Linked DNA regions of Mus musculus: region 2 is linked to region 1. Evidence: chromatin contacts called from ENCODE Hi-C data. All regions are on one chromosome and are shown on one strand. Each heading gives the region's core, a stretch centred on a gene start or an enhancer-like site at or near the end of the contact. The rest is flanking DNA. Distances are from core to core; before and after follow the strand shown. Region 1 holds the start of Trf (transferrin). Region 2 holds the start of 1300017J02Rik (RIKEN cDNA 1300017J02 gene).

Region 1 (4,744 bases), core at 836-3,335:
ACCTTTAAAACATTCCTGTCAGAGACTGGGATTACAATGGGAAAAGTCACTTTGTGTTTGGGTTCATAAGTGCCAGTGCACAAAAACCAAAGCAGCCAAATTAGCATGTTGACCGACCAAGTCTGGCCTGAGCTCCTCTCTGTCAACTAAACAGAGAATCAGACCCACATCACCTTCCTGCTCCTGCTACAGACGTCCAGGCTACCAGTTCTTGCACAGGAGAAGGACAGCAACAGAGTCCTGTGTCTGCTACTCTTCTGAGGGGTTGACAGGACCCGGCTAGCCATGGGGATGTACATGCCACATGCTTGCACGGGAGGCCCAGGTCTGTGAATGTCTACAGGAGATGTGAAGATGAGAGGCTGGCGCCATGACGTTCAGTGTTCTTGGTGGCCCAAGACACATCTGCACATGTCCCCAGTTGTGTGTTTAATTCCACACCAGAGAGCTTCTGGTCACCCACGGCTCCTCTTGAATACCTATGGCCGAGATGTGCTGAGAGCTTCACCGGGCTCTTTCCGCAGCCTGAAATCAGAGCGTCAACATCCTGCAGACTTGACAAGGAAACCAAGGACCAGAGAGGACAGGACCCTGATTAAATCCAGTAAGAAACGGTTGTTGAAAACCCTAAATTCCCTTGGTGATTCGCCTTGACCTTTCCCTGAGTGTATATGGAGCCTGGGATAGTACACTTGGTGATATACCCAGAGGGACATTTTCAAATGCCCATTTTTTTTTGACTTCATCATTTCAGAATCTTCCAGTCCATGTACAGGATTGAAATGCACAACTCTAGTGAGAGTTGAAACGGCGGCACGTATGGAGGGTGCAAGCGAAACGTTTCTGTGATGAATGCAGTCAAAGCAGTTTGGTGACTACTTAATCAGGGGTATCAGGATGCCAAGGAAGCCAAAGCCAACCATCAGACTGGTGGATGCTCAAAGCCAACCATCAGACTAGCACCCCAATGGAGGAGTTAGGCCAAGGACTGAAGGAGCTGAAGGGGTTTGCAAACCCATAGGAAGAACAACAATATCAACCAACCAGACACCCCCCCCCAGCTCCCAGGGACTAAACCACCAACCAAAGAGTACACATGGAAGGACCGTCCCATGGCTCCAGCTGCATATGTAGGAGAGGATGGCCTTATTAATGGCATCAATAGAAGGAGAGCCCCTTGGTCCTGTGGATGGATGCCCCAGTGTAAGGGGATGCTAGGAAGGTGAGGCAGGAGTGGGTAGATAAGTTGGGGTGGAGGGGGTGAGAGGTGGGGGAGCACCCTCATAGAAGCAGGGGAAGGGGAATGGGATAGAGCGTTTTTTTCAGAGGAGGATAACATTTGAAATGTAAATAAATAAAATAACAACAACAAAAAAAAGGAAGCATCCTCTTTATGCTTACACTGGCCCTTTGTTCTGAGCCTCACAGTTTGACCACTTCCTGGCAGTGGGAGAGAGTTTCTTGTCCCTGTGACTGTTTCTAGCCCGGATTGTCTCACCAGAAGCTCAAGGGCAGGAAGCTTTCAGCTCCAGAGCAGGCCAGGCCTGGCAGGGATAGAGGGAGGGAGAGCTGCCCCCGGACTGTTGCTGGGATCATGGCGTGCTGCCTCTCTGACCTGAGCCAAGTTTCCCAGTTAGGTTCCTTCTCCGGTTCTAGTCTGCCGTCCTAGGCAGTTTCCCTTCCGCTCAAGCCTCAGTCTCCCCCCCCGCCCCCCTATAAGGTTGATGAAGCTGTTGGCAAGTAGAAGCCCTGGCACCCGGGAGCAAGCCACTCCCGCCCAAGCAGCTGTACCATGCTGCTCCAGGCAGTGATAACAAAGAGTGGGTTCTGCTTTTAGCTTCCTTCTAAACACAGGCTTTTTGAGTGAGTGTGTGTGTGTGTGTGTGTGTGTGTGTGTGTGTGTGATTGTCGTGGTAGTGGATTCCATGCGCAGTTCTGTCCCACAGCTCAGGAAATGAGGTGATCATCAGGGCAAGAAAGGAAGGGGGTGGATGCGGGGTGATTGGGCAATTGGACTGCGCAAACACAAGAGGTCAAAGATTGCGCCCAGCCGGCCCCCTCCCTCCGTGCATAAAGGCGAGCGGGCCACGGGCAGGCGGCGCAGAAGCGGGTCGGTCTGTACTCCCCGCTCCTCGCCACACACACACCGAGAGGATGAGGCTCACCGTGGGTGCCCTGCTGGCCTGCGCTGCCCTGGGTGAGTGTGCGTGCAGGGGATGACTGGCTGGCTATGTATGCAACCCTTAGGAGCTAAAGCTGGAAGTCCCAGCTTCCAGCCCCTTGCTTCTTCTCTGTGGTATCTTCATCTTCCATAGCGTAGGAACAACGTGGATCCACATGCATCTGGGGCTCTGATTCAGTCTCTACCTTTCACTATCCTCATCACGCTGTCTCCCCTATGTCCAGTAATTTGAAGATATGGTATACGCGATGTTAGAAAACTTTTAACCAGTTTACCCAGGCGCTATCCCGGGGCCTCAGTATAGTCCAAACAGCATGGTGTGGTAGTCACAACTTCCTGAGATCTAATCCTGCTATCTCTCCTTTGTCTGATGCCTCCTTGGATGCCTTTGGCGCTGGTGGCTTAGACTAGGGTGTGGGATTTGAAGCCAGAATTCTGGGGTTCAAATCATACCTGTATTTCTCCTGCGACGGGTCTTGCTTGTTACCGCACATGCCTGGGAGGGTCAGGTGAGGGTGAGGTCACAGGTCCCAGTCCTGCATCCTGCTGACTCCTCACCAGAGGGGGGGGGGGTCTCAAAGACCCAAATGCCTGCTCCAGTTGGACTGTAGTTAGCATTTGTCACAGTGTTGGGGCTGTCTAGTTTGAGTGATTTGTCATCCCTAACAACTGTCAGCCTGAAACAGGCTTCCGTGCTTGTTAGCTCAGGACACCTTGTGTGGCTATGCACAGTGACACCGGACCAAGGTCAAAATTTACAAGTTAGACGAACTAGTTTGAAGAGGCTAGAGAGGTCGTCTATCCCTCTGGCCACGGTGAACTAAAGGGAAGGAGCTGGGGACGATCAGTCTCCCTGTTGTCCTTCCTCATCCATCCTGAGGTCCATTGGCCTCACCCACCCCGATCCATGCTTAGTGATTTGTGGGCTTGCTGAGTCAGTAAGTCAGCCCTGCTGAATTGCCCGAAAGGGAAGGGATGTGACAAGAGCTAGGAGTGCCAGGTCCCACAGACGGCATCTCTCCATCGTGTGGATTTCAGTGGTGACCCAGCTGGGGAGATGGTACAACTGGGCAGATGCTTAGCATGCAAACACCAGGACCTAAATTCAGAACCCCAGCAACCATGTAAAAAGCTGGGTACCGCAGTGCCCTGGGGAAGCAGACACAGGAAGATCCCAGGGAACCCACAGTGCCCTGGGGAAGCAAACACAGGAAGATCCCAGGGACTTTCTGGCCAGACAATCTAGTGGAACCAGCAAGGCTCAGATTCAGTGAAAGACACTGTCTCCAAAAAAATCAGGCAGAGAGTAATAGCGGGAGACACCGCACGTTGCCCTTTGTCCCCCACCCCCACCCCCCATGTGTTCCCATCTGCACATGCACACACCACATGGGAGCCCGATTATATAAGCACATACACACATCGTGATACACGTAATTGTCTTCAGCTGATTCTCTAAATGGCGGCCCAAAGGGGGTAAAGCATCCAGGGAAGGTTTGGTAGAAACAGAAGCCTGCTGCATAGAAGGGAGTTCCTAGCCTTTTCTCAACAGAAGACAGCTGAAGAGTATCACAGGTGAACTCGTGATCAAACTGTCGCTCAGAGAGACGCAAAGCTTCTAAGATCGTTATCTTCCCCTGGGGCCTGGCCATCAGACCTAGTGTCTGGGCTGCTAACAAACATGATGACGTAGGACAAACCTGCTTCCTCCCCCAAGGCCAGCTTTCTCATTTCTAAAAGACGGTATGCCTTTCCTAGAGTTGGTGTCTAGAGCCTTGTCTGAAGGTGGCTGAGGATGGTGTTTGCCCACTGAAGTTCACATTTTGATGTGGACCTTCAGCCAAGGCAAAAGAAGAGCAGGTTGTCACCTTCAGCTACCCCAGCATCTCTCTAAGCAGCCCAGGGTTAGGTGGGAACATGGCAGACCGTTGGGGCGAACGGATTCATCTGTTCCCAGGATCGGAGTGCAGCAGAGCCCTGTGCTCTGTCATGACTGCCACCAGGGATGAGAGGAGGGTGGAACAGAGGAGAGGTGGCCATTAAGACCCTTCGTAAAGTGGTGCGTTCTCTCCCCAGGCACGGGGAGCGGGTCCTTTATGCCTCCGCCTTCTCTCCTGCAGGGCTGTGTCTGGCTGTCCCTGACAAAACGGTCAAATGGTGCGCAGTGTCAGAGCACGAGAATACCAAGTGCATCAGCTTCCGTGACCACATGAAGACCGTCCTTCCGCCTGATGGCCCCCGGCTTGCCTGTGTGAAGAAAACCTCCTATCCGGATTGCATCAAGGCCATTTCTGTAAGTCCTGCTGCCGGGAACGGTAGCCCCTATACGCCTCTGGTTTGACTCACTTGTGGAAAAAAAAAAATTGAACTGGGGGGTGGGGACTGTCAGGTGTCCAAGTAGACAATTATACCAAGAGTGGCAGGAAGAGGATCATTCCAAGGCTTGAATTCTCCTGTCCATCCGGGTGTGGCCGCACACGTAGGTGGCCATGGCATGCTAGCTCCTACTGTTTCAGGGGCCCAGGACTATAGGGAAAAGCAGTAAGCTTTTCAGTGTTAAGA
Region 2 (4,545 bases), core at 131-2,630, 58 kb before region 1:
AATGTGCAAAAATTGTGCCGTTTTCCTGATTGTGTCTTCTATTTCTTTCTTTAAGTTTTGTTTTTGCTTTTTGTATATACAAAGGAGTGTGAGCCCCCACAGAAGCCAGATGACCTGTAGCTGGAGTCCAGGGGTGTCAGGTCCCCCTGTCGCTGGAGTTACAGGTAGTTAGTTGTGAGCCGTCCAACATGGGTGCCAGAATTGAACTCTGGTCCTCTGGAAGAGCAGCACTTGCTCTTAACCGCTGAGCCATCTCTCCAGCCCTACATGCTTGGTTTTCGAGACAAGGTCTCTAGCCTAGGGAAGTCTCCAATAGGGCACGTAGTTGAAACCTCGAACTCCTAATCCCACTGTCCCCACTTCCCAAATGCTGGGGTTTCAGGCCTGTACTTCCATACCAGGCCCTGCTTTTTTTTATTTAGTTTTAGATCCTAGTAATGTATATAAAATGAAATGAAATTTCTGTTCCTAGCGGCACTGTCTGTAAGGATGGAATCGGTACTACAATTGTCAATCAGGGTGAGAGATGAAATATTCTTCATTCACATGATATGAAACAATAGGCCACACTGATAGCTGGTGGGCAACCACACACCTCTGCATAGATAAATCATACCAATTTAAACTTGGGTGAGAGAAGCCAGGCTCTGCGCTGTAAGTTTTCATCTCTGTGGAGTCCTGAAGTTAGCAGACTTCCGTTTCTGTTCCATGTAGGGGCCACCTATGTGGGAGAAGCTCTGCAGGGATTCGGCCTCCTGGATGTGGACTGGCTCTACCGGAGTCCTCTTAGTGATAATTATTACACTGTGCTAGCAGGGTTTGTTGTACACCTACTACTATATTTTAATTAGAAGTTCTTCGAGTTTTATTTAAAATTACCAGACTTTTTCTAGGCAGAGGTCGCACAGCCTTTCGGACAGGGCTGCAGCCGGGTGAGCGAGAAACTCTGCATGTCAGATCTGTGCCTGAGCCAGGCCTTACACAGCTGGGACAAGCAACACTGGTGCGTGTGGTGTGGAGTGGGGGTGGGGGTGGGGGTGGGGAGATAGAGGAGAAACTATGGGCTGTGTCACAGAAGAGATAGCTCCACTGGGGTCGCAGGACAGCGGGAGGACCTCAGCTTAGTCAACTTAGAGTCCTTAGTGAGAAGTGAGAATTTCCAAAAGAAAATTGTGTTAAGGTCTTATGCATGTGCGCGCCGGCTTTCCCGGAGAAGCACCGTTTCCACCCAGGGACCGAACCGGGGACAGAGAGAGAAAAAATAGTGTCCCTAGCCGCCTGAGTATCTGCTTGGCCAGATAAGGAAGGCATGGAGGGTGTGGCAGTGGCGACCAGCCCGGACTGGGGCTGAAGAACCTTTCCCAGTAGGCAGATTCATCAGTCAACACTGCCTTCTGGGTAAAGTGCACCTAGGCTGGGGGAGAGCAAGCAGAACGCAGTTCCACAGTTGAAAATGAGGCTGCTCATCTGCGCCCTTCTATGCTTGGGGACCCTAGGTGAGTGTGCTGAGAGCCAGGCAGGGGGCCGGCCCTCTGGGGAGGGGACCAGGTGTCATTTGCTGACCATACACTTCAGGGATCAAATGTGGTTGGATAGACTATGAGCCTAGAGAAGAGTAATCACTTTGGACTGGAATTCACCTGCCACGCAGTCCCCCGGCTGTCCTTTGCCCTCACTGAGGCGGTCATAGTGGATTGTCGCTGACTCTTTTGCTTGCTTTTGGGACCCTTTTCCTGCCACATCCTCCTTAATACCAGGGAGGTGCCTAGTCTTTTTGTAACTTGTTATGTCGCGTTTGGTTGATATCCCTGGGAGGCCTGCCCTTTTCTGAAGGAAAATGGAGACGTAGTTGGTGACAGGGGATGTGAAGAGGGACTCAGAGGAAGGAGGGGAAATTGCAGCAATATATGAGAGATAGGAGAGGAAAATAAAAAAAACAAAACAAAACAAATAAACAAACAAAAAAACCCCACAACTTGTTTCACTGCTTTGGTAGGTAAAGGGGCTGATGTTGTGATTGACGACATATGACCTCCAGGACCAAATGGTAGAAGAGGAAATCCACTCTTGAAATCTGTCCTCTGTAGTAATAATAAGTATAGCACATAAAATAAAAATTTAAAAAAACCAAAAAAAAAAAAAAAAAAGAAAAGAAATCTGTCCTCTGACCCCCATGTGGCTTCCACACAATGTTAACTTTTTTTTAAAAAAAGTTATGTTTACCCAACAAACACACAGTTGCTGGAGAAATGAGCTAACACAGCCAGAGGCAGGCAGAGTTCTACGCTCACAAATACAAGAAGCCCTTTCGTGGGTAGGGAGAACAGGCTCCAGGGAAGAACTCATGCACTGTGAAGAGCTCTTCCTGTCTCAACCACGGTTGGATCCTCCTCCCTTTAGCTTTGTCTGATCTGAGACCGTGGTAAATAATACCTAGGGTGGCCAGAGCCCGGCAATGGTGCACAGTATATGTCTGCCTCTTCTGCCCAGCAGTGCCATCTGTAGCCACCCAGAGGGTCATTCGCTCTCAGAATGCAGCTGCCTGATCTCTTTCAGAATTCCCCTGAACTGAGCCAGTGTTCTGCTAAATAGCGTTCCGCCACCATTGCCAGCAATGTCAGACACAGACCAGAAGTTCATTTTCCCAACAGGCTTCATGTTTACATGTCAGAGACTAAAGGCCCCTCCGGGCTTCGTTTCTTCACGACCTTTCTCCGGGCTACCAGACCAGGCCGGAGTCTGGAACCTTCATTCCTCAAAACTCAGTGTTCCAGTCCAATAAGAATACTTGTGGTGTCAAATGACAAAAAACAAAACAAAACCCCAAACCACCACTACCAACAACAACAAAAAACCCCAGCCAAAGCAGCTTAAATAGGAAACACGTAACTGAGGGTTACATATCCTAAAAACTTGCAAAAGTCAAGAGCCAAGCCAACGGTTTCTTCTGGGGTCCAGGAACTTTCTCCATTCAGTGAGTGACTGGAGGCCACCAGCAGCCTTTCTCTTCCTCCTGAAAAGGTCAGAGCGTGCTCAGACCTCTTCCTGTGTCTGTCAGGAGGCTAGTGGGGGCATGCTATTGATGACCTTGTTGATGTTATCAGACTCCACCCACCCTTAGCTTGTCTGTACACGTCCTCTTTTTAAAATATTTCTATTTGCCAAGCCAGGACAGTGGTGACAGAGCTGTGATGCTCAGGCAGGGAATGAATTCACCAAAGACAGAAGGAAGCAGTAGTAGAGAATTAGCTACACTGTGGCACAACCAGTAGGCAGTAGAAACAGTTTAAACAGAAACTTTGTAAGAACTGGGGAGGGGTGCATGTGTGCTTGCTTGAGTGTGTGTGTGTGTGTGTGTGTGTGTGTGTGTGTGTGTGTGTGTGTGTGTGTATGTGTCTGTGTGTGTGTATGTGTGTGTTTCTATGTAGGCAGTCCTCCATGTGTACTTGCTTGAGTGTGTGTGTGTGTGTGTCTGTGTGTCTGTGTATTGTGTGTGTTTCTATGTAGGCAGTCCTCCATGTGTACTTGCTTGAGTGTGTGTGTGTCTGTGTGTGTCTGTGTGTCTGTGTATTGTGTGTGTTTCTATGTAGGCAGTCCTCCATGTGTACTTGCTTGAGTGTGTGTGTGTGTCTGTGTGTGTGTCTGTGTGTGTCTGTGTGTCTGTGTATGTGTGTGTTTCTATGTAGGCAGTCCTCCAGCAATGGCGGCAGTTGAGGCTTATGGTTATCAACAGGTTGACCTTGAGGTTAGGATGATCTTGCTGTGACTTAGAAATGGCTCAGTAAAACCTACCAGTCCTAACGTGACATCCATCTATCATTTTTAGCTAGGGCGTGTTATGATGAAGTCTTTGTCATAGAGCAGTAGTCCCGTTCACAGGCAGTAGTGACTTGCTCTGAGCCCAGCCTGCTTTGAGGCCAAAGCCGCTTTGTTCTGAGACTTGAAGTGGCTCAGCAGTGTTCCCCCAGAATATTGACACATTGTTTGCATACGATAAACTACACTCATTTAAAGGATATATACAGTTCGGCTAACGTGACCCCCCTCCATAATCGAGATAAAGAACATTTTTAACTTTTTCAAATTGCCCCTCCTCCTTTCTCGGCCACCCCCACCTCACCCCTGCAAACACCCTGCCTCCTAGGCTCACACATCTGGAGTGTAAGCACACATCCCTGTAGGTTTGGCTTCTCTGTGTTTTCCATTTATGTCTTTATTGTGTGCTCTGTCTGTGTGTATGTGCTCTGCAGGAGAAGACTTTTGGAGTTGGTTTTCTCCTTACATCTTATGGGGTCTGGGGTCAAACTCAGGTCATCAGGTTGGGCAACAAGCACCCTTACCCTCTGCCATCTCCACGACCTGGACTACTGACTTCTCCTTCTTTTTTTTCCCTCTTCCTCTTCCCCTTCTTCTTTTCCTCTTCTTCTTCCATCTCCTTCTCCTCCTCTTCCTTTCTCTCCTCCTTCTCACCACGCCACCCCCGCATTAGATTGTAATTATTAAGCAAGAAGTGGAATTAAATAAGTTATTAATTTGGATGCAAGT

Evidence for each region. A loop is a pair of places that touch in the nucleus more often than their neighbours do.
Region 2: a loop to region 1 is called in a map of v-Abl transformed pro-B cells, with 2.8 times the contacts of the local background. The contact joins the promoter of 1300017J02Rik here to the promoter of Trf in region 1. A Hi-C loop is called at or near these places in 9 of 37 maps with a recorded cell type or tissue (CH12F3, T-helper 1 cell, T-helper 2 cell and 4 more).

What each region holds. Positions count from the first base shown.
Region 1 is chr9:103,227,627-103,232,370 of GRCm38, reverse strand. It overlaps Trf (transferrin), which reads left to right and starts at 2,085. Exons shown (of 17, transcript NM_133977.2): 1 at 2,085-2,197; 2 at 4,303-4,475. The coding sequence starts at 2,155.
Region 2 is chr9:103,285,132-103,289,676 of GRCm38, reverse strand. 1300017J02Rik (RIKEN cDNA 1300017J02 gene) reads left to right here and starts at 1,380. Exons shown (of 17, transcript NM_027918.2): 1 at 1,380-1,496. The coding sequence starts at 1,454.